Regions from separate parts of the Mus musculus genome. Here regions 2, 3, 4 and 5 are each linked to region 1. The links are chromatin loops, found by intact Hi-C in ENCODE. Cell type or tissue: heart. All regions are shown on one strand. Links, peaks and the distances in the headings refer to the core of each region. The heading gives the core; the rest is flanking DNA. Region 1 holds the start of Insr (insulin receptor). Region 2 overlaps Insr (insulin receptor). Region 3 overlaps Insr (insulin receptor). Region 4 overlaps Insr (insulin receptor). Region 5 has its middle 23 kb from the start of Arhgef18.

What was found. Hi-C counts contacts between places; a loop is a spot of excess contacts. Peaks named below come from ENCODE experiments on the same cell type or tissue, not always from the same donor. Only the 100,000 strongest peaks of a DNase experiment are listed, where the experiment ranks them.
Region 2: a loop joins it to region 1, with 2.8 times the contacts of the local background. A loop is called at or near these places in 29 of 42 quality-filtered maps.
Region 3: a loop joins it to region 1, with 2.3 times the contacts of the local background. A loop is called at or near these places in 9 of 42 quality-filtered maps.
Region 4: a loop joins it to region 1, with 3 times the contacts of the local background. A loop is called at or near these places in 29 of 42 quality-filtered maps.
Region 5: it touches region 1 in a loop (2.1-fold over the local background); 9 of 42 quality-filtered maps call a loop at or near these places.

The regions. Positions count from the first base shown.
Region 1 is chr8:3,275,335-3,281,352 of GRCm38, forward strand. Insr (insulin receptor) reads right to left here and starts at 4,283. Exons shown (of 21, transcript NM_010568.3): 1 at 3,695-4,283. The coding sequence starts at 3,794. In heart, for the core only: CTCF peaks have their summits at 2,951 (motif pointing right) and 5,271; DNase peaks (open chromatin) are centred at 3,287, 4,267 and 5,147; H3K4me3 peaks cover 2,644 bases; H3K27ac peaks cover 1,952 bases.
Region 2 is chr8:3,222,944-3,228,961 of GRCm38, forward strand. All of the region lies in intron 2 of Insr (insulin receptor), which reads right to left. Among named protein-coding and RNA genes, the nearest start is that of Insr, 54 kb to the right of the region's middle. In heart, for the core only: no CTCF peak of the experiment used is centred there; a DNase peak (open chromatin) is centred at 2,488.
Region 3 is chr8:3,184,378-3,190,395 of GRCm38, forward strand. Insr (insulin receptor) reads right to left here. Exons shown (of 21, transcript NM_010568.3): 9 at 4,748-4,915; 10 at 574-775. Among named protein-coding and RNA genes, the nearest start is that of Insr, 92 kb to the right of the region's middle. In heart, for the core only: no CTCF peak of the experiment used is centred there; a DNase peak (open chromatin) is centred at 3,284; H3K27ac peaks cover 1,499 bases.
Region 4 is chr8:3,212,585-3,218,602 of GRCm38, forward strand. All of the region lies in intron 2 of Insr (insulin receptor), which reads right to left. Among named protein-coding and RNA genes, the nearest start is that of Insr, 64 kb to the right of the region's middle. In heart, for the core only: no CTCF peak of the experiment used is centred there; DNase peaks (open chromatin) are centred at 3,177 and 4,157; H3K27ac peaks cover 672 bases.
Region 5 is chr8:3,327,683-3,333,700 of GRCm38, forward strand. No RefSeq gene overlaps it. Among named protein-coding and RNA genes, the nearest start is that of Arhgef18, 23 kb to the right of the region's middle. In heart, for the core only: a CTCF peak has its summit at 3,200 (motif pointing left); no DNase peak of the experiment used is centred there.

The DNA of each region.
Region 1 (6,018 bases), core at 321-5,320:
CCAAGCAGTGAAGTTAAGAAGACAAGCTTGGGATCTGGCAAGATGGCTCAGTAGGTGAAAGAGCTTGCCACACGAGCCTGAGGACCTGAGTCTGACCCCTGGGACACACTTAAAGATAGATGAGGAGAACTGGCTCCATAAGGTTGACCTCTGACCTCTGCACACACGCCCTGACACATATGAGCACACACATACACACATGTGCCCAAAACATGCATACATCTGCAAAATTAAATTTTTTTTTTAATTAGGAAGTAATTTTATAAAAAGAAAAGGTTGAAAGCAACTTAGGAAGGCATCTAGTATTGAGCTCTGACCTCACACACGTGAACACACCCACATGAGCACATATATCCACTACACTCACACACACATGAGCCATGGAAGGTGACCACTCGTACCTCTAAAAGTCAACCTGACTGAAGATGCCCCAACACTCAGAGGGTTCTAATTCTCAGCACTACACACTGCCTTGTCCTCTCACTTCACAATGCTCAGAGGGTTATCTCAGCCCAGAGCCAGGCTGATCAAGAGAGGAACGGAGGAGTTATCCATTTAGCCCAGCCCAGCTACCAAGACTCCACCGAAAGACAACTGGGTAACCTGCCCTTAGGGATGCATCTCTCAAAAAACACCCATTCCTTTCTTAGCATCACACAGATCCTCACCACCACCACAACCTCCCCTCCCAAGCAAACATACCCTGTTGGTGGATGTTACATACTCATGTTCTAGAAAGTTCCTTGCCCTACACCAAGCCTCTCAGAGGCACCACGACTCATTCATTTGATAGTATTTTGTTAACGATTACCCCAAAGCAGGGTCCGGGAGGTTCCAATCCAAAAGAGCAAGTGTCTATTAAGAAATCCAGTACAAGGTCAAGGGAGATGGGTAACAGCGCTTGCTGCCAAGCCTCATGACCTGAGTCCAATCTCCAGAACCCATAGTAGAAGAGAACTGACTCCTGAAAGCTGTCCTCTGATCCCCACACCGTGACTCATGCGTGCGGCCCCACGTACACTCAATTTATAATAAGTAAAGCTGGGCATAATGACTTTAATCCCAGGACTTCTGGGGCAGAAGCAGGCAGGTCTCTGTGAGTTAAGAGGACAACCTGGTCTACATAGGCCAGCCTAGGCTACACACAGGACCTGGTCTCAGCTAGATTAACGAATTAATTAATTAAATTCAAAACTAAGGAAACAGAGAAAGCCAGTAGGCAGCAGGGAACTAGCCATGTGGCCAGCCAGCTGCCTTCATGGTCCTGTCCTTTCATCCCATGCAAAAGCCAGAGGCTTTGAAGAGGTGTGGGAAGGACTCATGAGATCATATTTACAAAGTATGGGGATTTTCTAGAAAATTAAGACTTTTGTTATTCTTGTTGTTGTTTGAGGCAGGGTCACCCGTAGCTCAGGCTGGCCTCAAAATCACTAACTTGGCCCAGGATGACCTTGAACTCCTGATAGACCTGCCTATACCTTCAGAGTGCTTGCTGACAGGCATACAACGCCACACATGGTTTATGTAAGTCTAGGGATGAAACCCAGGGATTTTGTGTGTGCACAGGGAGGGCTACACTCTGGCCACACACCCAGTATATTTACTGCACAAACCCCAATGTCTTGGCTTTCTGTGTGCCATTAGGGAACAATGTTTATATGCACCTACTATGTGTCCAGCACTGCTCAGGTTCTAACATCGGTGAGGAACAAACACCAGGCCCTATCCTTGTGAACACTGCATGTATATTTAAAAGCCCCCAGAAGCTCTGTCTCCTGGGCTCAGGAAGTCCAGACATGGACAAACAATCAATTACCAAAAAATGTAAAAGCAGAGCTCAAGGTACAACACTATGCGCCCAAGTGCACAGGTGCATATACAACATAACCCTACTTCCTTAAGGCCTCAGAGAGCAATGTAGATGTTAACAATCTTGGATTTTTCTAATAAGAACCCAAACCATGGACTGGCTCCGTTTTTACTTACTGAGATGGATGGCTCAGTAAGTCAAAGCACTTGCTGCCCGAGCATGAAAACCTGAGTTCAGATCTCTCCACACCCACCTAAAAGCCAGCACTTCAGCATACATCTATCTATAACTCTAGTGATAAAAAGAGGTGAAGGGAGAGGGGGAACTGGCACTCACAGGCTAGGCAGTGCGGCCAAATCAGCAAACTCAAGGTTCATTGAGAGACCCTGACTCAAAACACAAGGCTGAAAGTGACAGAGACAAACACTGGATGTCAACCTAGGTCCTCTACAAACACACAGGCACAGGAGTGCACACGCGAACACACATGCACACGCACGAACACGTGCACTCGGGCACAAACCAAACCAATGGCCATTCCTCATTGAGTACCTTCTGTATATCGGATCCTGGGGGCCTCAGAGACATTACCAGTTTAGCAGACCCACTCCACAAGATCAACCCAACCTGTTCCATAATCCTGCACCCTCCTCCCAACACACACATCTCCCTCATTCACAAAAGCGTGGCAGTTCCTTCTCTCCTTGACCCCTTCCCTATTGTAATTAATTTCCATTTTCAGAGAAAGCTGAACCAGTAACTCAAAAGACATTTGTCATTGCATGTTTTTTGAAACAGTGTCTAACTAGCCTCAAAACTCACTCAATAGCTGGGCTTGCTTCAAACAACTCGCTATCCTCCTGCCTTGGCCATAACCAAGCACAGAACTATAAGACCAGCCTCTGAACAAATGGGCTAACTGAACCTCATTTTAGCCCTCTCTGAAATGGGTATGTAACTATGTTGGCCTCCAGGGAACACTGGGAGGTTCTAGCGCTAACCAGCCTGGAGACTCATAATCATTCTAATTATAACCATCCTGAAAACTACCCCTACTGTTACTATGATTGCTGTGGGGCCAAAGGTATGCAGACTTTGCCTCTAGACATCTGGAAGTAGAGAATTATAAACATAGCAGCCACAAGGGGTCGATTCTCCAACAAGTGTCCTCCGTCGAAGAGGATACCCCTGGCTTTGGGTTTAAACTGCTCAGATGTCTGAATCTGTTGCAACCCAGTAACCATACTTACTTAAAGCAACCTCAAAGAGCCTCAGAGGACAGATTTGGGGTTAGAGAAAAGAACAGACACAGTTGAGAGGTGCACTGGGGACAGACACCCGAAGCCTGGGCGGGCACTGGGGCAAGGTTCCTCAGACCCGAGATGGACACACGCGGGGTACAGAGCCACAAGCCCAGTGAGCAAAGGCCAAGGTCAGCCGGGGTTTCACGCAGGGCCAGGGCCACCAAACCCACTCTTCCCCTTCCCCAGTGTAAAGATGATCACTATAGGGAGGGGACTCTTCATAGACACAAGGACGCTACGGGAGTCTTCAACCTTCAGTCCGTGGAGAGGGGGCTCTAGGTTGATGGAAGAAGAACGAGAAATGTCCACAACTCTCGTGAAAGGACTATATTGCTGGAGTGGTGAAATGGGTGTCTGTAACCCTGACTCCTTGGTGGGGCCTGGGGGGCTCTAAGTTGTATGGAGCAATGGGAAGGGTTGTCCCCATTACTCAGCCCAAAGGGAGAATTCTCTAGGTTGGCTGTGGCGGTGGAGAGGGGTGTCCCCGACCCTCACTCCTTAGGGTGAGGGTTCTAGATTGGCTGGGGCGGTGGGAGAAGTGTCCCCGACATACTGTGATCGCCTCTTGTCCCAGACTTACCCTCTCCAGGGTACAGGTGGCCGGCTGTGCCCACCAGCAACGCGGCCACGGCCACCAGCAATGGCACAGCCGTCGTCTCACATCCTCTCCCGAAGCCCATAGCAGTAGGAGTGCTGGGACCCCGGCGATCAGAGCACGCCACGCCGGCCTACTGGGGACATACTCCGTGAGAAGGTCTCTGGAGAGGCGCTCGGGGCCGCACGTCCTTCTCTTCCACGCCCGTGGCTCACAGGCCGCAGCTCTCCAGCCTAGAGGGCCCTGGGGACAGTCCCGGGAAGAGCACAGAGGCCTCGGCCGCAAGCAACACCGTGGCGCGGCCCGCAGGTCACCCAGGCCCGGTCCCGTGCCCGCAATCCCAGAGTCCAGAGCTCACCGCGGTGCGTCTCCTGTCCGGGTCTCCTGCTTCTGCCCTCCGTGCAGCTCTGGGTGGGTCGCGTTGTGTGGAGTCTGAGACAGAGGGACGCGCGCACTGGAGGGCACCTGGGCTGGTGGTGGCGGCGGGAGCTAGGGCTCGACTCCAGCCCGTAAACAACGCAGCCCGTCAGCTGGGCCCGCGCGGGCCAAGGGAAAAGGTGGCGCGGATTAAGACAGGGAAGGGACTGTGCGCTCCAGTGAGGCCCGCTGGGGGGGGAGGGGGAGAAAGCCAGCAGAGCTCGGGGAGGCGTGGCCAGAGCTGGCAACGCCACGCCTCCTCGCCTCCTCGCCTCCTCGGCCCCTTTGCCCCCTTGCCCCGTAAAACCCGCAACTTCAGAGACCCGAGGCTCACTTCAGATTCTTCCAATCCCAACACCCCGAACTGCTGGCTTAGAAAGATTACGATTTAAAAGCTTGTAAGCGTTCTCAGATACCAGTGTAACATAAACACCCAAACAACTCTAAGACTCACCTGTCAAACGTCCGGAGCTGCCCATATCCGCACCTGACACGAACGCCCCCAAAGAGTCCCAAAGTTCCGATTTTAAAACCTAGGGGTCCCCAGATCCCCGCCTGACTCGAAAACCACTAAACAGGCCTGAGGTTCCAGTTTAAAAGCCTAGGGACGCCCCCAGGTCCCCTCCTGACTGCAGCAAACACAAGTAACACCGAGGTTCCAATTTAAAGGTCTGGAGCACACTCTAGATCTCCGCCAGATCTAGACACCCCAAATTACCCCGAAATAACAATTTTAAAGTCTGGAAATGCCGCCAGATACCCCAGGACATAAACACCCCAATATGCCCCTAGATGCCAGATTCAACCAAGCACATTTTGTCTTTCTTTACTCCTTTTTACTATTTTTTTGACTCCCGTGGGGAATTCACTTTAATTCTTTACCTTTGATTCTGTTTTTCTTTACAGCCTATGCTACCAATGTCTTACGAGATTCTCCCAACCCTGGCTCTCTCGAGGAGCTAGTAGGCGCCCAACAAGTTCCCTCCCCAGTGAGCTCCCGCCCAGCAGCTTGGAGGCACCAGCTTCCAGGCCACAGCCACGTGTCCACAATGCAGGCAGCCTGTATTCCCTGGCCTGCGCCCCCTCCACCCAGCACTGAATTCCAGCAGAAATCAATAAGGAAATGACTCTAGAAGAACATAACAAGGCTTCTAGAAACACGTTAGAAACTTCATATAGGATCAGAGCAGACATAACTCCATTTTCAACACACATACCAGTAGGTGGCTGTATGTCTAAGAAAGCCATTCACTAGCAGCCCTGCTCAACCACATCATGAGGCGCTAACCCTGTCGGTGCCTTAGGAATATGTGCAGTACAGAGTCCTCTATCCTTTGCTTCACATGTTCACTCAGACCCGGACTGTGGCTGCTGGTCTGTGCAATGGGTTTGACAATATCTGTAAAAAAAAAGGTAAAAATAAAAGTAAAGTGGCAAGCAATAGAGAAAGACACTTAAGGTCAACCTTTGGCCTAGCACACCACACCACACACACACATAAACACACACATACAAACATATACATAAACAGAAAGAGAGAGAGAGAGAGAGAGAGAGAGAGAGAGAGAGGAGAGAGAGAGCGCTAAAACAAAGAGCCAAGCATTGGGAAGCAGGTCTTTAATGTCTTTACTCACAAGGTAGAGGCAGGGGGATCAGGATTGGAGCTTAGCCTGGAACACATGAGGTCCTGACTTTAAAAATAAATAAAATAAACAGAAAACAAAATAAGAGTGGACCTGACAATATGGCTCAGCAGGTAAAGGCACTTGTTGCTAACCCTGAAGATCTGAGTTCAATCTTGAGCTCCCACAGAAAAGGTGCCTGTACACACACGCAATAAATAAATAAATAAATAAATAAATAAATAAATGCTTTTTCAAAAATATTTTTAA
Region 2 (6,018 bases), core at 492-5,491, 52 kb before region 1:
AGGAAGTTTGAGACCAACCTGGACTAGATGAGACCCTGTTTAAAAAATAAACATAATTAAAAAAAAAAATTGAACCTGAAAATCAGGCTTCTTAAGTAGCCTTGGGCTGTTCTGAGAAATCTCTTGCAAAGGGGCATTGACCTATGTTTCGTCTACTTTTTTTTTAATCTTTTCCTTGTATATGTCTAGGGTACACACTTTAGGCAGCTAACAATCAAAGTAAGATTTGTATACAGGTGTGTGTAGCCCCATACAAGTATGAAGTTCAGAGGGCAACTCTGGGGAATCAGTTCCCTCCTCCCACTATGTGGGTGCTGAGAAATAAACGCACGTCATCAGGCATGGTGGCAAGCACCTTTACCTGCTGAGCCCTCCTGACAGCCCTAAGTTATTATTTAAATGATCAAGTAGCAAAAAATTGTCTTTCGTGTTTGTTTGAGCTTTTTAAAACCTCATTTCCAAATAAGAACATTGTCAATTGTAGATACAGTCCAGAGCAATGTCTGTACTTTGGGAATGCACTGGTTCTCTTAACAGATGATTAACTTTTTAAAATATTCCCTCTGTACTTGAAAATGAGTACTGTTTAGTTTCAGCTTCTATATCACCATGCTACCTAACTCCTTGCTGCCTAACATTTACCCTGTAACATTTACCCTGTGTGTGTGTGTGTGTGTGTGTGTGTGTGTGTGTTTTACATGTGAGTATTTGAGTGCCCATGTCCCTGTACACATATGTACAAGCCAGAGAAGGATGTCAGGAATCTTCATAGACTCTAAATCTTGTAGCTTTAAGATAGGGTCTCACTGAAAGGGACGCTATAGGCTAGATGGATGGCTGGGGGCTCTGAGAATTCGTCTGTCTCCACCTACAATATTGGCATTATAGACAAGTCCACAGATGTCTTTTTACAGAAGCCTCTCTGCGGGCACAAGCCAGCTGAGGTTAGGGACAGGAAGCAAGATACAAAGACACTTTCCTAGCTGCTAAACAGTGTCCTGAACTGCCACTAACAAAGTGAAATTGGCCACCAGACCTCATAGTGACAAAGATGGCATAAGTTTCAGTTTATTTCCTGATTGGTTCATTCCCAACGGTAGGAAGCCTAAGTGTGTATGCTATGTATTTGTGCATGTGTTTATACGCATATGTATTACGTGTGCAATGTGCGCCATGTGTGTATATGTGTTTTGTATGTGTGCACATGTGTTATATGTGTTATCTATATTTGTGCATATATATGTGCACACATGTGTATTGTATGTGAAATAGACATGACCAGAAAATAGATTCCTCAGAGATCTGTAGCCATTATTTTTTCTCCTTACTGTTTCATCACGTATGTACTATAGGAGGTGTACATGTATGGGTATAGAGTCCAAAGGTGAATGTTGGTTAGGCTTAGGCACTGAACTGGTTAATGCACAAGTCTGAGGAGTGATCATGGGTCTCCCACATCCACATTAAAAGCCAGGTGCAGCAATACATGTCTGTTACCACTGTTCTGGGTAGACAGAGATGGGAGAATTCCTGAAGCATACTGGTCAACTAGCCAAGCTGAATCTCGGGAATCCAGGTCTCAAAATATAATGATACAGTGGGGAGCCATCAAAAAGGGCACCTGAGACATGCCTTCCTGCCTCCACATGCACTGGAGGTGAGCACACAAAAGCAAGCACATACAGGCAAGCACACAGAGACAGTCAAAGGGAAAGTCAGTGAAACCTGTTGTCCCCACCCTACTCTTCAGAAAGGCCAGACAGACCCCTCCGTCTGTCCATGAACTTCTGAATTCATAATATAATTTCTCCATCTTCCCTTTTACCCTACCCATATCCCACCAGTCCGCCAAAGGATCCAGGTCCATCCCAAAAGATTTGTCAGGCAACCTAAAACAATTTTTTTTAAATCCCAATAGCAGGTAGTAAAATGACTGTATTTCACATAGGTACCTTTGTCGGTGCCTGGAAATGTCTGCAAGGCCTCCCACACAGTAGCAGAACACTCAGGATTGAAGAGGGGAAACGTGGAATGCCCAATGTTCCTCTCAGAAATCAAGATTTAGAAAACCATAATTTGAGGGCTCTTGAGCACATTCCTCCATGAGGCCTATGATTGTGGGATACCAGGGGAATTGGGAACATGAGCCTAGAGTGAAATCTGGGCTCACGACTAAAATGAGTTTTCTTAAAAGGGGGTAGGAGGCAGCTAAGTCAGCTCATACAGACAGAAGTTGAGGGGAGGAGCAGTTGCTGAGGTTATAAGGAAGTTGGAAATCAAGAAATTCTCACTAAGGCAAACGAAGTTCTACTCTCAAGTAAAACACATGTCCACCCAGTTACGTCTTCCTACCCTGCCCTGAGAAAGGAGAATTGCAGGAAACTTGGCCTTGAATGTGGAAAAGGATTTACAATGAAGTTCCCGCACCCCTTCCTACTCCACAGCTCCCGGAAAGCCTCTTTCACCTCGGCACCCTCAGATGTTAGCTCCTTGAAACCCGTTTAAGGCAGATACAATCACTACCCTGTTCCATGAGACATGACCCCTTCCGTAGCCAACTCCACCTTCCCTTCTAGACTCCGGATTCCACTTATGCTTCAACTCTCCCTTTGAAGTCCCATGATCAAAGGTCCACCTGGGTTCTCACACTCAAAATCCGACCCCAAATCCCCTTCCTATCTGTTTCCTTGGCAGTCATTGGCCTTTGCAGTTCCACAAGATACAAAGACAAATTTGAACATACCTTAATAATGAAATAAAAGGGGGAGAAAATGTTTGAAAATTAAACAGTGAATACCCAATCAGAACCTTTGCTTTAGAAAAGTGAGGTCTAATACACACATATACACTTGTGCACACACACAGCATCATGAGATTGACTAGCTTCAGAAAACAATTCTCAAGGGTATGAGAAACCAACAGCAGGGGCTCCATGGAAACAGATGGGAGGAGCCAAGAAAGGCCCTGCCTCCTGATACTGGTTCCAAGGAAATGTGGGGCAGAAGGCTCCACCCAGTTATGCTGGGTCCTTGAGCACTTGTGAGATGGTCTTCTAACACTCTGATGTCAGAGAACGGGTGAGCTCACTGCAGTAGCTTGAATTTTAAAACACCAATTGGTGGAACATTAGAAAGGCAGGGCAGAGACACATCAGGCAGAGCTACATTGATTGGTATGTCTATGATTAGAAATGAAAGCCACATATACATAAAATAAATAAATAAATCTTGAAGAAGAGAAGGAGGGGGGAGGAAGGGGAAGAGGAGGAAAAGGAAGAAAATGAAGAAGAGGAGGAAGAAGAAAAGGAGGAGGAAGAGGAAGAAGAGAAAGAAGAGGAGGAGGAAGAAGAAAAGGAGGAAGAGGAAGAAGAGAAAGAAGAGGAGGAGGAAGAAAAGGAGGAGGAAGAGGAAGAAGAGAAAGAAGAGGAGGAGGAAGAAAAGGAGAAGGAGGAAGAAGAGGAAGAAGAAGAATCGGAAGAGGAAGAAGTAGTGGTGGAAGCCAGAAAGGTATAAAGACCTGAGCGTGAATCTGCCATTCCCTGATGGATGATGGGATATTTTAGCCAAGTGTCTTAACTTCTCTGAGCCTTTTCAAAAATGGTGTATCATTAGACCTACCTTGTGGAGCTGATGCAAGGAGGAAACAGTTCTTTAAACTAGACAAGTTCTTTAAACTTGCCATTTCAAAGATGCCATGAATTCATGGGGCTACAATTCTCTTCTTCTATTCTGCACCAGAATGTCAGCACTTTCCTTTGAGCAAGGTACTACTATGCTAGGTGTTCACCAAGGAATTGTGGGGGTTTGTTGTACCTTGACACAAGATCTCTCATGTGTCAAGTGAGCGTCCTGCATCTACTTCCTGAGTGCAGAGACAACAGGTCTGCACCACCACACCTGGCTTATACAGTGCTGGGGCTGAAACCCGGGGTTTTATATATGCTAGGCAATTGCTCTAACCACTGAGATACACAATAATGACTTTTAATCCTAGAGACACTCATCAGCTCAACAACACAGCACACCTCTTCACAGCTATGCACACCAATGTAAGGGACCTAAAACCAAATTTTATAATCCTGTTTCTATGGAAAACTCCAGATGAAGACAATTGGGTTTTGAGGTAATAATAGTGGTGATCAGCTTTCTTAAATTTTGTACACCAATGACCTACCAATCAACTTCTGCTCTTATGGTCTGGAGCCTTAGCCTGGGGATGTGGCTCAGTGGGTAGAGAGCTCATATAGTATGCACAAAATTCTGGGTTCCATCCCCAGCACTGCCTAAACCAGGCCTGTTGGCAGATGATGATGTTCCGTCATCCCAGCACTGGGAAGGTAGAGGCAGGAGGATCAGAAGACTTTAAGCATATCCTCAGCTACATAGTGAATTGGAGGCCAGCCTGAGCTACATGAGACCTGTCTTACAGGAAAGAAAAGTTACTGAACAATTGGGGTGGGGGTATCCCCTCTGATAAATCTGTTGACTTATTAAGCAATAGGTAAATTCTGTTTGGGAGACTGTCCCTCTTGTCAGCCCTTCTGCTCATGGTAAGTTAGCTGCTATTCTCAGCTTTTCCAATGAACCTAGTCTACATAGTGTATTCTAGCAAGCATTCTTAACGGCCCAGGGCTCTGAGCCAGGTGAGTTCCAGTTTTATTATGAGTAACAAATTAAATCAACTGTCGACAAAAGCAAGGGCCTGATCTGCTGACCCCTTGTGAACCAGAACATGGGCAGCTACATTTGCACAGGGTCAGGGAGGAGCAAGCAGGTGCTTTCTGTCCCACGGATGGAAAGCCCTGGAACCAGCCTCACGGAAAGTACAGAACTGTTCCGAAGCAACTCACAAATGCCATGTTCTGACAAAGAAGCAACAGACACTCCTTTCTAAGAGAACTTTAGAAACAGGACAGGAAGAAAATCCAGCCCCCCTTCACCCTTCAGTGTAGCCTTGCTAATACCAGTGCTGGGAAGTCCCATGTCACAGACTCAAGCCAGATACTTCCAGCAGCCCTGCTGTCTAAGAGGTGGGCTTATCAACTCAGGTGATAGACATTTTGAGCTTGCCTGTTCTCTGTGGTAGGGGCCAGCCTTTGTAGGATGTCTCTCCTACCTACCCTGTCCTTACCTAACTACCCTATGCCAGTAGAACCACCCAACTGTGACAACCCCCAGACACACACAGAGTCACCTCAGCAAGAACCTGGGGAACAACGGGAAAGTGGGGAGTGGGAAGGGCAGAGCTGCAGCGGGGTGGAGTCATCTGGAGAGGGCCTACCTTGTGTTTTAGTGACTCTCTGCTACTGTGATAGATATACCCTGAAAAAAGCAACCTAGAGAAGAAATGTTTATTTCAGTTTATGGTTCTAAAAAGCTAGAGCCCACCATAGAGGGGAAGGCATGGCAAAAGGCATGGAAGACATGGTAGTGGGAGCAGGAAGCTAGTGAGTCATATTTCTTTTATTTCTTTTTTTTTCTTTTTTTTTTTTCTTTTTTTGGTTTTTCTGTGTAGCCCTGGCTGTCCTAGAACTCACTCTGTAGACCAGGCTGGCCTCGAACTCAGAAATTTACCTGCCTCTGCCTCTGCCTCTGCCTCCCAAGTGCTGGGATTAAAGGTATGCACCACCATGCCCAGCTATGAGTCATATTTCTATCCATACAGGAAGCAAGGGGGGACAAGAAGTGGGGCCTGCCCCTCAATGGCATACTTCTTACAGCAAGGCTACAGCTCCCCAAACAGTGCCACCATCTGGAAACTAAGTGTTCAGCTACAGGAGCCTGTAGAGGACATTCCTCATTCAAATCACAACAGAGGTTTTATCCTCAGTACCACATACACCAAGTAAGGTGGCAAACACTGCTAATTCCTGGGAGTCCAAACCAGTGAGAGACCTCATCTCAAAGAAGATGGAGAGATAGCTAAGTAGTTAAGCATGTTCTTTTAGAGACCCAGTTTGATTACCAGTACCCATGTCAGATTGTTCCCAACCACCTGTAAGTAAATACAATGCTCTCT
Region 3 (6,018 bases), core at 433-5,432, 91 kb before region 1:
AGTGCACATGTGACCAACAGGCATTATTTGTGTGTGTGGGGGGGGGGGGTGTGGGTGTGTGTGTGTGTGTGTGTGTGTGTACACAAATACACCTGTGGGTCACATGTGTACTTACATGTGAACATATGTGTGTAAGTGCACATGTGTGATCAGGTAGACATGCATGTAAAGCCAGAGGACAGAGTTGGCTATGGTTTCTCAGATGCTGTCCACCTTGTCCTTATACGCCCAGACATTACTAGTTAGACCAGTCTGGATAACAGAAAGGCCCAGGAATACTGTGTCTGCCTCCCCAGTAATGGGAATATAAGCACACACCTGGCTTTTTATGTGGGTTCTGGGCACCAAACTCAGGTCCTTGTGCCCTTTGTCCTAAAAAGGGCAAATACTTTCCTAAGTGGGCCCTCTTCCCAACAACAAACAAGACTGTTTTCCCCCTCCAACCAAAAGCACACAATTGAGCTCAGGCTCCAGCCACCTCCCCACTTACACAGTCTCCTGAGTTCATTCCCTAAGAAGTCATGGCACCAAGCTAACAGACAGAAAGAGAGCTGGCCCGTGCAAAGCTCTGACCTGGGGACAAAAACCACGTTGTGCAGGTAATCCTCGAAGGTCTTCCTGAATGAAGACTCCTCCAGCTCCTTCAGGATCTGAGAGTCAGTCTTAGGGCATGAGCAGCACTCACTGGCCGAGTCGTCATACTCACTCTGATTGTGCTTCTGAGAATCATCAGACTCAAAGGGTGGGGACCAGGTCCGTGAAGGGAGCTTCAGCCCTAGGGAGAGGCAGAATGTGGGCTCAAGTCTCCCACAGAACACACATACACACATGACACAAAGCACACTCCAACATACACATATACACACCACACACACAACATACACACATACACATGACATAAAGTATACTCCAATATACATACACCATACACACACACACACACATACACACACACACAGCACCACAGTGCTTTCTCGGTAAGGTGGAACAGATAAACAAATCCTAGTTCAAGTGTGTGTGTGTGTGTGTGTGTGTGTATGGTGTATGCACACACACATATTTAGGCCAGAGGTCATTCTTGGGTGTCATTCCTTAGGCCACAGCCATGTCTCCTCATTGGAGGTTCTAAGCAAGCACTCTATCACAATTCATGTCTCCAGACCCCATTTTTTGAGACAGGGCTTCAGTATGTTATCCAGTTGGCAATGAACTCACTCCCCACCCTAGACTGGCCTGGACTCTCTCTCTTCCTTCCTCCCCTTCCCAAAGAGTCAAATTACAGTGTTACAATACAGGAGCTCCAAAGTTGCTCTGTGTGTTTGTGTGCATTCTGTGTGTATGTTTGTGTTACTTGTATCTATGTATGATTGACTACATGACATCAAGTGTCTCCTACAGTCATTTCTTTGTTTATTATTATTGTTAATATTATTATTAAATTAATTTTATGAGGGAGGGGAACAAGCCATAGTGCACATGTTGATGTCAGGGGATAACTTTCTGGAATCTATTTTCTCTACCACGTGGGTTCTAGTGATTAAAGTTAATCAGTAAGGTTTGACAGCAAATACCTTTACACACTGATATATCTTACCAGTCCTCCATCTTAGTCATTGAGACAGAGTCTTTCACTAAACTTGGACCTCACAAGTTGCTAGGCCAGCTGGCCAGCATGCTCCAGAGATCTGCCTGTCTCTGCCTCCCCAGTGTGATGGTTACAAATGCACGCTGTCAAAACCAGCTTTTCTCTACATGGACGTTGGGGATCCAAACTCAGGTCATTCTGTTTGTACAGCAGACATTTTATCCAGTATCATTTCCTTAGCTCCAAATTCACCACAATTAAAAATAGACTCAAATTATGATATAAACAGAAAGGTACTACTGGTCATTTATTATATGTATTATAGAAATTATGGTTAAATAAACATAACATAAAATGGTACCATTGAAATCATGTGTGGGTACATAGTTAGTGGTGTCTACTTACAGTGTGGCACCATCATTGCCTCTAACCATTTCCAGAACTCTCATCTAAACCGAAGCTCTGTCCTCATTCAACACTGGTATTCCATTTCCTCCAAAGGTGGCCTCCACACTCTGCCTTTGTCCACATAATTCATAATTGTTCAACTATTGTTAGGCCTCCTTAGTATAAGCTCTGTGGACTGGTGAAGTGATCCAGTAGGTAAAGTGACTAGCACGCAAGCATGAGGACCTGAGTTCAAACCCTGGTAACCCACATGAAAACCAAACATAATAACACACATCTTAGTCCTCAGGACTGGGAAAGTAGAGACAGGAGGATCCCTGGAACTCATTGGCCAGCCAGGTTAGACAAATTAGGGAGCTAATAAAAAAAAAGTCCTACCTCAGAAAACAAGGATCCACAGAGCAAGACACCTGTCATCAACTTCAAATAAAGTCCTTCGTGTGCTTCCAGAAGAGTGTGGGACCGTGTGTAACATTTAAGAAGATATGCATTCACCTTCTTAAATGTGTCTCAGTCAGACCAGAAATGTGTATGCATCTATACTCATTCAAGTGCAAATAAATTCTGTAATATTCACTTATCACCATTTTTTAAAATACCCTTGTGGTTATTCATGGATGTAAGGTGATTTTGTTTTTGTTTTCAGACAGGGTCTCATATACCTTAGAAAGGACTCAAACTTGCTATGTAGGTAGGGATAACATTAAATGCCCAACTTTCCTGCTTCCACCTTCCAAATGCTGCAGTAGCAGGACTGAACCCCCTGCACTGGGTCTATATGGTGCTGGGAATGGAGCCCAGGGCTTCCTGAATACTAGGAAGCTTTCTACGGACTAAGCTATATCCTCAGCTTCTGCAATCTGGAATTTCCACCTACAGAATGAAAGTTGGCTGCAGTAGCCCTGGCATAGTGGAGAGTGTCACCCTAACACTCCATCGGCAGAGACAGGACGATCAGGGTCATCCTCGGGGTACATCATGAGTTTAAGGCCAACCTGGGTCATGTGAAACTTTGTTTAAAAACAAACAACAGCACAATCAAACTTTTTTAAGTTGCTGGTTTTTAAAACAAAACAAAACAAAAAGTATAGCTTTGGCTAGCTGGTGGTTTCCTATACTCAAATTCAGAGCCAACAAGTCAGTGCTGAGCCTAGGACTGGACTTGCTCCCAAACTATATAAAGTATGCAAGGAGATAAACCTAGCTGGTGATCCTGGCCAAGGCAGGAATGATGTCACAGGCATACATATAGCACATGATCTTAGAGTTGGGACTGTTCCCAGGAGTCATCTGTCCTCTGCCCCTCTCTACAAAAGGAGACAGACTACTTGCTGCTGTGACTTAGCCAAAACCAGATACCAGGCCAGGGGTGGATTCAAGGACAGACCTCAGCCACACCTCTCCAGCAGCCCCCTTGGCCTGCTTCTACAAGGTCACAGGCTAAGGATATTGCTAACCAAAAACGAATCAAAGACAGAATCCAGAATCCATCAACTAAATGAACAGCACATTTTCACTTTCTCTAATTTGATGGTGGGTTGTAAGTTTTTTTGTTCTGTTTTAGTAAATTGTGTGTGTGTGTGTCTGTGTGTCTGTGTCTGTGCACTGTGGAGATGGTGAGTGAAGTTCCATGTGCAATGTCAAAAGATATGTATGTGCACTGTGGAGATGGTAGATATGGATCCATGTGCAATGTCTAACAGTATGTGTGTGCTCCGAGGAGATGGCTCAGACACTAAAGTGCAGGCAAGCATGAGGACCTGAGTTTTGGATCCCCAGGACCCATGTGAAAAGCTGGTTATGTGAGATATACTTGTAATCCCAGCAATGGGGAGTTGGAGACAGGAGGATTCTTAAGGGTCACTCACTAGCCAAATTGGCCTGCTGGGTAAGTCTGGTCTAGTAAGATACCCTGTCTCAAACAAAAATAAAAATAGAAACCTACAAGATGAGGGCTGGGCTGTAGCTCAGAGGTAGAGTATTTCCTAGTATGCATGAGGCACTGGCTTCAAAGCACAGAACTGAATTTTTTTTAAAGTAGGGGGTAGTAGGATGGCTCAGCAGATAAAAGAGCTTGCCTCCTTGCCTGACCCTGGGACCCACATGGCTGACAAGAAAACAGACTCCTGTAAGCTGTCTTCTGACCTCCATAGACATGTCATGGCACATGTGTGTCCATACACAGAGACTAGGAAAATAAATAAATGAATAAAAATACTTGTAATTAAAAAAAAATGGGTTGAGTGTGTAACTCTGTTGTAGAATGTCAACACCCATACAGTCCTGGGTTTGAATCCCAGAACTGCATAAACTATGAGTTATGGTATAGTCCTGTAATCCCACACTTAGTAGGTAGAGGCAGGAGGTGCAAGAAACCCATTATCTTCTTCAGCTCCATAGTGAGTTTAAGTCCAGCTCGGTCTTCACGAGACTGTCTCAAAACCAAGCAAAAAAAATTAAAAACAAAACACACAACATTTTTGGACATACCCAAGTTATTCTCTGACCTCTACATATACATGTATACACAAGCCTACACACCCATACACATCTATACACAGTGCATGCATGTGCACATACATACACACACAGTGTCTTACATAAGACAGAATGGAGTGTGTGCTTGTGTGCATATGTATGTGTGTGCATACATTTACACATGCATGTATACATCCTGGGAAACAGGAAAAGAGACCTGTGTCTCCATAAGAGAATCAAGGTACAGTGAACCCCATTCCGGTGGCCTGCACTCACCTTTGAGACAATAATCCAGCTCAAACAGCTCGCTGTCCTCTGCTTGCCTCTCCCAGTACACCAGGTAGTGTGTGATGTTGCCATTGGGGTCAGAGGGGGGCTTCCACTTTAAGATAATCTGAGATGAGGAATTAGAAACTGATATGGGATCCAGGGGGACAGAAGGATCTGGAAAGGAGAAGAGAAACAGATTTACCATGAGGGAGAGTATGTAAGTTGTTGGGTGTATCTCAGCAGGGAGGAGTTTCCCAAGTGACACCACAATTGTTTGATACAGCATTATATAACATCAGAGAAAAGTAGTGACAGGTAAAATGCTTGCCCAGCCCAGGAAGGCATGGCCAGGTTAGTGATTATGTGACCACCACTTATTCATTTACTCCATAGACTTGGGTTCTGAGAGATGCCAAGCTCTTGCTGTTTGGGGCAATAAGAAGATGTTCTTGGGGCCAAAAGAGAATCGAGGGAAGAAATTAATTGGGGTATAGCAAAATCAAGCCCAGTCACTGAGAGTACTTGAAACCATCAAACTGGTTTTGTTTGTTTGTTTGTTTGTTTGTTTGTTTGTTTGTTTGAGACAGATTCTCATGTGGCCCAGGCTAGCCTCAAATTTGATAATATAGCCAAGGATGAGGTGATCCTCCTGAGTGCTGGATGAGAGATGTGCACCACCATAGTTGGTTTATGTGGTTCTGAGGGACTTGGGGGATTTAGCCGAGGGATTCATACATGCTAGGTAAGCACTCTACCAACCAAGTCACATCCCTAAGCCCCAGATGATGATATTCAGCTGTCATGCAACATCCTTCAAAATGTACCCTAATATCTTCCTCTGAAGAACAGTGGTACCTGTGCCTAGGGAGATGGCATAAGGACAGGTCATATCCCAAATACCCACATAAACACCAGACAGCAATGGCTGTAAAGCCTACCTATAAATCCAGCACCAAAAGACAGAGGATCAGCAACCTCCAGGTCTATTGAGAGACATGGCCACAATATATAATGTGGAAAACAACTAGGGAGGACCCTAATGTCGACCTCTGACATGTGTCACATTCAAATATGATTCACACATACAAACACACACATACCTACACACATGTATGCACACACACACACAAGCAGGAACACACAAATGCACGCACTCAAACAGTGGAGACTGAAAGAGTTGGGAGGACAAGGACTTCTCAAAGCAGAAAGCAAAAAGTGTGCAAATACCAGAAAGGCAAAAGTTTGTGGAAATTAAACTTGGTCTAGATACAAGATGA
Region 4 (6,018 bases), core at 594-5,593, 62 kb before region 1:
GAGATTCTAGGCAAGAGCTCTACTACTGAGATACACCCTCTGCCCTTATATGTATTTATTTGCAGACAAGTTGTCATTAAGCTATGAAGGCTCTCTTTGAGCTCACTCTGAAATGCGTGTTAGCCTTGCACTTGCCACCCCCGTGCCTCAGGACCTGTACGCACACCATGCTCTGTTGAAACATGAGTGAGGGATCCTGTTCCTGAAGAAGGAGGAGGCCCGCCAGGTGGAGGCACAGCTTGAGCCTCAACTTTTGGCTAGAGAGGCTTTCTTGTTTGACGTCACTGAATTTGTCCATGGGAGGCTGGTCTCGAACCCTTCTATCCCATTACCTCATTGTTCAACACTTTCCCCCCAGGAGACACAGGCATATGTGTGGAGGGGTGTCACCATTGTCAGAGCACAACCTCTATCAGTCCTCACCTTCTATCTTGTCTGAGACAAGGTCTCTGTTGTTTGCTACTGTGAGATTATATACTTGTGCCACAGAGCTCAGCTTTGTATGGGTTCTGGAGATCTGGACTCATGTTGTCACACTTGTGTAGCAATAGCTTGGCACTGTGAATCATCTCCCCAGCCCCTTCCTAATCATCTCTTCTTTTCAGCCCTTTGCTTCCTAGGATGCTTGTGAGTATCTGTGGCTTTTACGACTCTACGTATTCCTCTGCTGTGTGCCTAATCTTCCCTCTAAGGTATGTCTCTCTCTTTTTACTTGTATACTCTGGAGCAGGACTGAATAGCCAGGAACCAGATGTCTCCCAAATTCTCAAGTGTAGCTCTCCCAGTATCAAGTGGGTCCCAGTCTACTAGCCTTCCGAACAGTTGCCCAGGCACTCCTTGTGGCAGCATAGGCCTTCAGCTTCAGTTCTCCATACTGTCAGCAACACTGTTCATGTCAACCCTCTACTATGACAGAAATATGAGCTGTCCAATGTGTAGTCCTTTCTCCCCTGTGTAGTTACTGAACACACAAAGCAAAAAAATAAAATAAAATAAAATAATTTAAACTATGGTTAAAAAAAAAAAATACCCTAAGAGCTTCCATCTCTGGCTGCAGATGTGGCTGGGAAGGGTAGGGTGCCCCGAGCATGAACAAGATACTGGGTTTGAAGCATCACCAAAAACAGGTGCGATGGTGCACTTCTGTCATCCAAGAATTCAAGAGGTAGAGACAGGAAAACCAGGAGTTCAATATTTAAGGTGGAGAAAAATAGAAGACACCTGATATCAACCTTAGACCTCCTCTACAGAGAGAGAGAGAGAGAGAGAGAGAGAGAGAGAGAGAGAGAGAGAGAGATGCATGTTTACCACACACATACGTATGTAATTTTTAATGAATTAATTAATGAATAACCACATTTGTCTGGCTGTGTAGCCACCCTCATCAACCATCCACAGAATCTCATAATTTTCCCAAATGGAAACTCTCTGTTCAGGACTCTCACGGCCCGTCCATCGGCCCACAACCCACCTTTCTGCTCTCTCTTGTTTCTCGGAACTTTGGATGAGTGGAATCCTTTATCAGGTCCTCCAAATTTATCCATGGTAGCATATATCAAAGGTTCCTTCTGTTTATTCTTAGGGCTGAATAATATTCAGGAGTGAATCATCTTCACTGACCCACTCATTCAAATGTGGCACTTAAACAGCCTTTATCATTAGGATATTATAAACATGCTTCTATGGACATGGCTATGCAAATGTCTGAGCCCCATTTTCATTCTTCCATGTATCTATTCAGTAGTGGGATTATTGAATATTAAGTACATGCCCTGGGCATGAGCCTGGACAGACAGGATCTCTCACTGAACCTAGAGCTAGACTGGCAGCCAGTAAGCCCTAAAGATCCTCCTGTCTCTCCCCCCAACCTCTCTGATGTTACAGGCATGCTCATGACTATACCCTGCTTTTTACATAGATGCTGAGGATCTGAACTCAGTTCTTCATGCTTGCACATTAACAACTCTTACCCAGCCAACTTCCAAACCCCAACTACGTTAATTCTCTTAACCTTTCCAATGAGCCACCATACTGTTTTCTATAGCCACTAAATTACTTTATATTCCCAACAACCATTCATAAAGACTATGATGGCTCCTGAGGAGCCAAGTGTTTATGGTTCAGTCCAACTCATGGCAAACAGGAGAGGACTGGTTTCCAGGCAGCTAGGACAAGACTCTTAAAGCCCACGCCCAGTGACACACTTCTCTAACAAGGTCACACCTACTTTGACAAGACCACACCTCCAAATAGTGCCACTCCCTGGGCCAAGCATATTCAAATCACCACAGAGACTTCTTAGGGGCTGAAGAAATGTCCTTGAGGATCCTGCAGCCCCACAGACCCTCTCTCCCCTGCCCCAGTGCTGAGACTACAAGCACACTGCCAATCTTGGAACCCAAGGTTCCATGGATGCAGGTCTCTACCCACGAAGCCCCATCCTATTGCAGTCTCTCCGCTTTTCCTTATAGGTACCAACAACAAACCAAGGTACAATTCTGCCACTGTCCAACCAAGGGATCTACTGGACTTACATACAAAGCACAAGTGTGGGATACAGACAGGAGTTAGGGTGACTCAAAGCAGCCAGATCATAGGAAAGCCTCATCCCAGCATAGATTACCACTTCTCTAAAGAGCTGCACAGATGGGGGACTCCCTTCATTAACTTCAACCCTCTCTATACCCTAGCATAAAGACCATGAGGCCATGGAGGGAGGAGCAGCTAGAAAGTGAGGGTTAGGTGTTATTCAGTAATCCACTATACCTTTTCTTCTATGAAGGGACATCAACAGTCAGCGAGCCTTACTGAGGCTAGTGGTGGTGAGGGGAACACTGAATGGCAGGTAGTTGCATCTGCTCTGATGAGGTTGGCCTTTATGCTCAGAGGATAGCATCCTGCAACACCTCGCCTCCCCCTGCCCTCGATCCCCTTTCCTGCAATTATGAGTCCAGGGATACAGAAGGCAAAGCTATGCCAAACAATGTTATCATCATTAGCACTGCTCTGTCTAGGGAGATCTGAGGGCTGAAACTAAATTGGAGGAAGCAATAATGAAAGCAGCCAGTTATCTATGGCTCACAAAGACACAGGCTCCCCTGTACAACACACAGAAGGACAGGAAGGAGCTCATTTCCTGGGCTGGGACTGCAGCTAAGGGTCAGTGTTTTTCATTCACAAGAAGCTTCATCAAAGCTCCAATAAACACTTCCCAAACACATAAGCTCTGCAGCCCATGAAATGCTAAAAGGGCCCAATGCTGCAAACAGAGCCAGGGGCAGACAGCCAGACTAGGCAGTGTGATCTTGCACTTTGCACTGTAGAATTCCATTTATAGGACATCCAGGAAGAAGAAAAGCAAACAACCTGACAAGGCAGACATAGCCCTCTGGCCACTACATCTGGAATTTGGTATGAGCAGGCTGCAAAGGCACCAAGCAACTGGGGGGTTAAGGGAGGGGTGTGACTTTTAAATTTTATTTATTCATATATATAGGGGTGTATGATACAGTTGCAGAGACCAGAGGGAGAGGTCCGGAAGATTTCTTTTCTTCTTTTAATATTTATTTGTTGAAAATTTCATAATGGTATACACTGCATCTTGATCATACTTATCCTCCAGTAGCTCCACCAAGTCCCCTTTTAGATTCCTCCCACATCATATACATCTCTCCCTCACAACTTCACATCTTCTATCTTAAATTTATGATTTACTTTTTAACCTTTTAAAGGCCTTACTTCTTTTTTTTTTCCATATGAAGTTCTCAAAAATCTTTACTACAAATCTTTACCCTGGAGTAGGCCCAGTGAAATTGCAAAATTCAAGAGTACTTAAACAATTATCACAAATGTTCTTTGAAACTTTTACTTTTTATCTAAGTATCTTATCCTTTTTTACTTATTTACACCCAAAACGCTGCCCCCTCCCAGTCTCCCCTCACAGGGTCCCCTCTCCCAAGCGCCTCCCCTTTGAATCTTAGACTGTGGGTTCACCCCGCCCCCTGATATTTCCCATCCTGGTGCATTATGTCTCTATAGGATTAGGGCACATCCTCTCCACAGAGGCCAGACAAGACACTCCTCTGCTATATATGTGTCCTGGGGCCTCGGACCAGCAGCCCATGTATGCATGATCTTTGGTTGGTGACTGAGTCTCTGAGAGCTCCCAGGGGTCCAGGTTATTTGACACTGTTGGTCTTCCTGTGGGGGTTCCTATTCCCCTTAGAGGCCTTATTTCTTTGAAACAAGGTCTCTCACTGAGCCTGGAGCCAGGCTGGAAGCCAACAAACTGCAGGGATACTCCTATGTCCAGACCCACGGCACCAAGGTTACAGGCTGGCATATGGCCACTCAATCCTTTTTACTAAGTGCTAGGGATTCAAACTGAGATCTCAGGCTTGGGCTTTTACCCACTGAGCCATCTCTCCAGCCTTCCCTCTTTATCTTGTCTCTTTCTTTCTGTGTTAGGAACTACACCACAGCCTTGTGCCAAGGCTGGTGGGAACAGGATACCTGGAACCAACAGGGTGAGGACAGGTGAGATACTCTTGAGAAGTTGGCAGAAAAGTACTGAGTAACAGTTATAAAGTTGCAAATCATATGGGGAAGGGGGGGAGGTGCAGAGAGGGGGTGAATACAGATAACACTAGAGGCTGTCCATTTGAGAAAGCTATAAAGGGGAGAAATGGATTGGGGACTAATAAGCCCACCCCTACCCAGGCAGAGATGCTATGCGCAGTTGATGACTGCTGGTGCGAGGAAAGTTGGGAGTTTGGTTATTTTGTTTCCATTTGTTTTACTTTGTTTTCAGGTTCTAGTAGACAGGCCTCACACCCATACACATCCTGAAAGCACTTGCTGGACTCTGTGGATTTAAAACAGAGAATATGAAGTTTGAAGGGAGATGCAGAGAAGAGTTGTGGGTGAATATGACTGAAATATACTTCATGACAGATGAAATTTTCAAAAATATTTAAATTGTAATATATAATTAAAGAGAATTTATAATTAAAAAGAATTATAAAGGAGAAATAGTTGAGATACAGTTCGGTTTGTTCTTCTGGATTTTGTTCTACTTTCTTTGCAATGATGCTGAAGATGGGTGCCAGGGCTCCGTACCTACTAAGCTACTGTTTTAGCCCAAGGAGCTAAGTGTGTCATTCGCATCCAAACACTGAACAGTGTATGCAGACATCAGAACATCAGATGGGTCATAGGAGGGACTGCTTGCTATTCTAGCACTGGTAAGATAAGGAAGGCCTGCCTCAGCTACACGTAAGAACCTGTCTCAAAAAAAAAAATTATGAGGTTCTTTTGTGATCACTACTGTTAGCCCTAGAAGCTCAGCAAAGAGCCACAGAGTGCACTTCAGTAATGGCTGTCTTCTTCCATGCACCATTTAATAAATTGTTCTCATGTCATTTGACAAATGTGAATCAAGCACATAGCATGCTGGGTGTTGTCATACACAGACCAATAAAGGACAGACCATAGGTAGTACAGCACTGCCACCCATGACCTCTAGAACCAAGGTCTAGTTCTGTTCTCCCATTGGCCTACACTCACTTCTGTGGGACACAGGCTTGAGGTGGGGAGGTTGAGAATCTCTTGGGGCAGGAACTGTGGTTCAACTGGCAGACAGCATACGGAGCCCTGGGTTCCGTGGTGGTACAATCTCAGCACTCTGGGGGCTGAAGCAAGAATATCAAGGTCGGTGTGGCTACAAAGTAATTTGGAAGTCAAAGTGTGGACTTCATGAGATGGTATCATAAAACACAGAACAGGAACATAACCAGAGGAAGAGGAGAGAGGAGGAGGAAGAGGAGGAGGAGAAGACTAGAAAGCAACAAGAGGAAAGAAGCAAATGAAAAGGAGAGAGGAAGAAAGAATAGAGGATGAAGAAAAGAAAAGGGGATAAGAAGGAGAAGTAAAGTGCAAGCAAGTAGCCAGAGTGTTTGTTTCTGTCAACTCAACACAAGCTAAGATCATCTGGGAAGAAGGAACCTCAGCTAAGAAAAG
Region 5 (6,018 bases), core at 599-5,598, 53 kb after region 1:
CACTGTGGGGGTCAGTCTGGGGGCCCCTCAAAGGGCTAAAAATAGTACTGCTGTGTGACCCAGCTACATCCTTCCTGCGCTGAGACCCTTCCTCAAAGGAACGAGCAGGGAGCCAGAGGTAATGAGGACACTTAATGCCCACTAATACCCACATCACATAATTGTGCACAAGTTAGCATGCACATACACACATGCACAAGCACACACACACCACATCACAGAGATATTTGTACATCCGTGTTTGTAATGAGCACTCTTGGGAAGAACGAAGCTCAGTGGAAGACTTGCCTCCTTTGATCTGTGGCCATGGGGCATAGTGCCATGCCTATGCAGGTGGCCCTGGGTTCTGTGAGAAGCAAGGCAGGAAGTAGTACTTCCCCAAGGCTTCCGTTTTAGTTCCTGCCTAGGTTCACTCTGTCATGGACTGCAACCTGTAAGATGAAGTAAATCCTCCCCTCCCAGGATCCTTTGGGTCATTGTGCTTATCACAGCAACAGAAAGCAAACTAGTCATGCCATTCACAACAGCTAAGAGTCAGAATCAGGCTAAATGTCCACCTACAAGGAATGTATACAGGAAATACAGTGCATGCCAATTTGGATATGAAGAAGGATGAGTCGTGTCCTTTGTGGGACAATGGATGGAACTAGAAATCCCCATGTTAAGCAAAGACCAGCTCAGAAAACCAAATGTCATGTGTTTCCTTCATAGACGAAATCTTGGTGTGTGTGTGTGTGTGTGTGTGTGTGTGTGTGTGAGAGAGAGAGAGAGAGAGAGAGAGAGAGAGAGAGGTATATGTAAGTCACTCATGTACCACGAATACCATGTGTGGAAGTTAGAGAATCGGGTGCCCACCCTCACTTCTGTGGGGTCCCTCTTGTTTGCCACTGTCTGGTGGCAATCTGGGGCTTCTGGGGACAATCCTGCCTCTGCCTGCCATCTCACAGTAGAAGTCGGGGACTGCAGACTTCGGTTACACTGTTTGGCTGTTAACTGGGTTCTTAAGGTACGGACTCAGGTCCTCAAGGCTAAATGGCAAATGACTTACCCACTGACCCATCTCTCCAGCCCAGCAGTTTCTGGGAGTTGTTCCAATCTTTGTTACAGTGTATTTCCTTTAAGCAGGAAGGTGGGTGTTGAATGCTACTGTGTGTCTCTGGAGGTCAGAGGACAATTTGAAGCAGCTCCTTCTCCCCTTCTACCTGTGGTCCCAGGCGCTCAAGTTAGACCTCATGGCAGTCACCTTTACCCTGTGACCTCCCTCCCTGGTGGTCTTTATCATTTCATTCTTGTTTGTCCTTGTTTTCTTTCTTTCTCTCTCTTTCTCTCTCTTTCTTTCTTTCTTTCTTTCTTTCTTTCTTCCTTCCTTCCTTCCTTCTTTCCTTTCTGTTTCTTTCTTTCTTCCTTCCTTCCTTTGTTTCTCTCTTTCTTTTTTTTTTTTTTTTTTTTGAGACGGGGAGTGGGGGGGGCGTGTTTTCTATGTAACAGCCCTGCTGTCTTAGAATTCACTTTGTAGCATAAGCTGACCTGGAAATCACCTGCCTCTGCCTTCTGAGTGCTGGGTTAAAAGGCATGCACCACCACAGCGGGCAGAAAATTATATAGGAAAAAGATACTACACAGTCCCAAGACTCAGGTGTGGGCTTCTACAGGGTGTCTCATTTAGATGTGTCTTCAATGCATATAGCTATATCAGTGCATATATATACACACACACACATACGTGTATGTATACATATATAAATGATCTTGTGGCTTTCTAAGTTAAATATAACTTAGAAAGAAATATCTCAAATGATATAATTTATAATAAGGTTTAAAGATTAAACAAAGCTTAAAATTTAAATAACATTTAAAAACTAAGTACGATATATTAACTGATTTACTTAATACATTTCCATTTGTAAATGATATTGTAAGACTTTTATGAAGTATATTGTTCAGATTTAGGGTTGAAAAGAGTGCTGATATGGGAAAATTCAAGATTAGAGACATTTCTGCCCTAAATAAGAACCGTTTCTTTGTTGCCTTATTATTTTCATTTTGTTTTTGACACAGGTTCTCCTCTGTAGCCCTGACTGGCTTAGAACTTGCTATGAGGATCACGCTGGCCTAAAACTCGGGAAGATTGCCTGCCTCTGCCTCTGTGTGCTGTGATTGCAGGGTATGTAGCCATGAGCTAATGTTTTGTTTTTAAATTTGTTTTTAACATCTTAGTTTGAGATGTCATTATGAAAACACACAGTTTTTTCCTCTCTAGGCAATTTTTGCCTGTATCTGTTGTGTCCACATTTTAAATCTTCATCATAAAATCTCGGGGTGAACGGTTTCTTTCCTTTTTCGTCTCCTCTTCAACTTCCATGTCTTTCTAGCCCACCTCACTATCAGTGATTGGAACTTAGCATGGTGCTCAGATAACAAAGATAAAAGCGTTAAAGACAGAAGCATCTAGAGACTGCCATATCCAGGGATCCATCCCATAATCAGCCTCCAAACGCTGACACCATTGCATACACTAGCAAGATTTTGCTGAAAGGACCCAGATATAGCTGTCTCTTGTGAGGCTATGCCGGGGCCTAGCAAACACAGGAGTGGATGCTCACAGTCAGCTATTGGATGAATCACAGGGCCCCCAATGGAGGAGCTAGAGAAAGTACCCAAGGAGCTACAGGGGTCTGCAACCCTATAGGTGGAACAACAATATGAACTAACCAGTACCCCCAGAGCTTGTGTCTCTAGCTGCATATGTATCAGAAGATGGCCTAGTCGGCCATCATTGGAAAGAGAGGCCCATTGGACTTGCAAACTTTATATGCCCCCAGTACAGGTGAATGCCAGGGCCAAGAAGTGGGAGTGGGTGGGTAGGGAAGTTGGGGGGGGAGGGTATGGGGGACTTTTGGGATAGCATTGGAAATGTAAATGAAGAAATACCTCATTTTAAAAAGGGAGGGAAAAAAAAAAAAAAGAAGCAGTTGCGTGGAGGTGATAGATAATGATAGTTCAGAGATCCGGCGGTTTATCCCCCTCTCACGCCCGGGATTTTTATTCTGTGAAGCCTTTACCAGAAGTGCAAGTGAAAGTTTCCTAAAACTCACATCCCAGCTCTGCCACACTTGGCCCTGTAAAGTCTTCGGGATTCCCACATCATCCATTTTTCCCTTCTCTTTTACCGTGATTACAACCCTGTGACAGCACAAGGCATTGGATAGTCCTGCCCTCTAGTGGTCACACAGAGGATAGCAACTATGATTGGCAGATTTTTTTTTTTTAAAGCCCTCTAAGGGATGTGTGTGTGTGTGTGTGTGTGTGTGTGTGTGTGTGTGTGTGTGTGTGTGTGTGTCTGTGTGTGTGTGTCTGTGTGTGTGTGTGTCTGTGTGTGTGTGTGTCTGTGTGTGTCTGTGAGTGTGTCTGTGGGTGTGTGTCTGTGTGTCTGTGTGTGTGTGTGTCTGTGGGTGTGTGTGTGTGTGTGTGTGTGTGTGTGCATGCATGCCTGACTGCCTGAGTGTGTGTGTGTGCATGTGTCTGTGTGTGTGTGTCTGTGTGTGTGTGTGTGTGTGTGTCTGTGTGTGTCTATGTGTTTAAGTGTGCTAGGTCAATGCTGTGTTTCTTCCTCAATCTATCTCCACCTTATTTTTTGAGAAAGGGTCTCAGCATCTCCTACAGAGCCTAGAACTCATTTAAGAGGCAGTGAGTCCCAAGAGAATTCCTTCCAGCCCACAGACAGAGGGGTGGAAAGTGGTATCTGCCCATATGGCAGAGTCTCTTCTTATAGTTCTCCTATTAAGTGGCATGTCTCAACAGAACCTATAGCCAGTCCTTCCCGTTGTAGATGCCCCCGAGTGGAGAGGGGTTGCTGGAGGTACCATAGTGTCTGCAGTAACAGGATTCTAACATTCCAGGTATCTTCCTCTCTCTAGCTCCACTCTTAAAAATAAACTCTTACTACATTATCTACTGTGTGTATGCACACATGTATGACAGCATACTTCTGAAGGCTGGGACAGTTTGTAAGAGTTGGTTCTCTCCTTCCCACCCTGTGGGACCTGGAGATAGGACTCAGTGGCTAAGGGCTTGATGGTAAGTGCCCTTAACCACTGAGCCATCTCACCATCTCTCAGCGAAGCCCAAGCTCACCATTGCAGACTGATAGGCTAGCCTTGCCCAGTGCTATGGTTACAGGCACACACCACTGCACACTTTTTACACAGCTGCAGGGGACTGCACTCAGGCCTCTGGCCTACCTTGCCTCCCAACCTCTGTCCCACCCACATCTTACTCCCCGCTGACTTTTCCCAGAAAGTTTAGCTTCTTCACAGCCTTCAGGTCTCAGTTCAAATGTCCTTTCCTGACCTTCCAGTAGTCTGAAGCAACAGCTTTCTTGGCCCAGCCTGTATCACCCTACCTTGTGTGCTTCCTGTTAAAACCTTCTCTCTGCCTGTGCCTTCCAAGATCTGTTTCTTGGGTCATGGTTCACCTCCCTCACCGACCTGTGATCCACTTTAGGTCCATTTATCTCGTTCAACAAACAGTACCCAGAACAAGTGGGTGCTTGTTAAGACTGGGAATGACTCCGTTGGTTGAGAACTACCCAGCAAGCATGAGGGAAAACCTGGGTTCTAAATAAGGCTGGACAAGGTGGCGCGCATCTGTCCTCTCAGCACTCAAGAGGTAGAGGCGGGCATACCAGCTCAGTCATTCTCAGCTACATATGGAGCTACTTTAGACCCAGTCTCAAAAATAAATAAATGTCAGTTTCACTGACGAAATAACCACAGAATGTATACATGCATTGTTGTATCTCCTGGTGCCTCCTGCATGCATGTGAGTGAATGTTCTTTTAGGTTCTCTGGATAGTCCCCATATGTCCCCAGTATGGAACTTTGAAATTCCGTACTGGTGTTTGTGTTGTGCTAGTTTGGGTCTAAGCAGTTTTTGATGTTAGGAGACAGATAAGCACTGTGAGGTCATATGTTCCAGACACCAGTGTGAGATTATTTCTGTCTGTGCCTGTGTAGTATGTGTATGCATATTCACTCTTTATGTTCACATGAGTGTAACCACCCTGTCAGGAAAGGGTGTGTGTGTGTGTGTGTCTGTCTGTCTGTCTGTCTGTCTGTCTGTCTGTCTGTCTGTCTGTCGTGTGTCTGTGTGCATGTGTGTATCTGTGTGTGTGTGTATCTCTGTGTGTGTGTGTGTGTGTGTGTGTGTGTGTGTGTGTGTGTATCTGTGTGCAGATAGAATCCAGAAGTCAACCCCTCAGGCATCATCTACCTTATTTTCTGAGACAGAGTCTCTCAGTAGAACCCAGAGCTTAAAGATCTGAGTCAGCTAAGCTGACTGGCTAGCAATCTCCGTATCCTCCTGTCTCCGCGCCCCCAGCCCCACGTTTAGAAACACACACTATCATTTCAGGACTTTTTATGTGGTAGCTAAGGGTCCAACTTAATTCGTCATGATTTATGGCAAGCACACTATTGACTGAATCCCCAGCCCTGGGAGATTGGGTATTCTAATGAGAGATACTACACCCCTCCTCTTAGCTGTCAAAATGTTGGAACACTGACCCCAAAGAATTAAACTTCCCTGGGAATCTCATGTTGAGGGAAGAGAAAATCTGAACCCTGTGTCAACCAGAAAGGAAACTGGTCTACCAGGAAAAGATCCTTATAGACTGATAATGTGTCAGATCCCTTGCAGGAGATACATAGCTGAGACAGTGTGGGGTAGTGATGGAGAGGACCACACCAGGAGAGACCATAGCTGAGACAGTGTGGAGTAGTGATGGGCTGGACCATACCAGGAGAGACTGTAGCTGAGACAGTGTGGGGTAGTGGTGGGCAGGGCCACACCTTCTTCAGGGGAGCTTAGCTATTCAACCTTTTGCTGCCAGGACCCCAAAGATGAAATTGAGGTCACTGAATCTCCTTATTTGTCCTTCCCAATAAGGCCTCAATTATCAAATGTCCTTCTCTGCTTAACTCCTTAATTAATGTCTTAGGGACAGGTGGCTGAGCCACA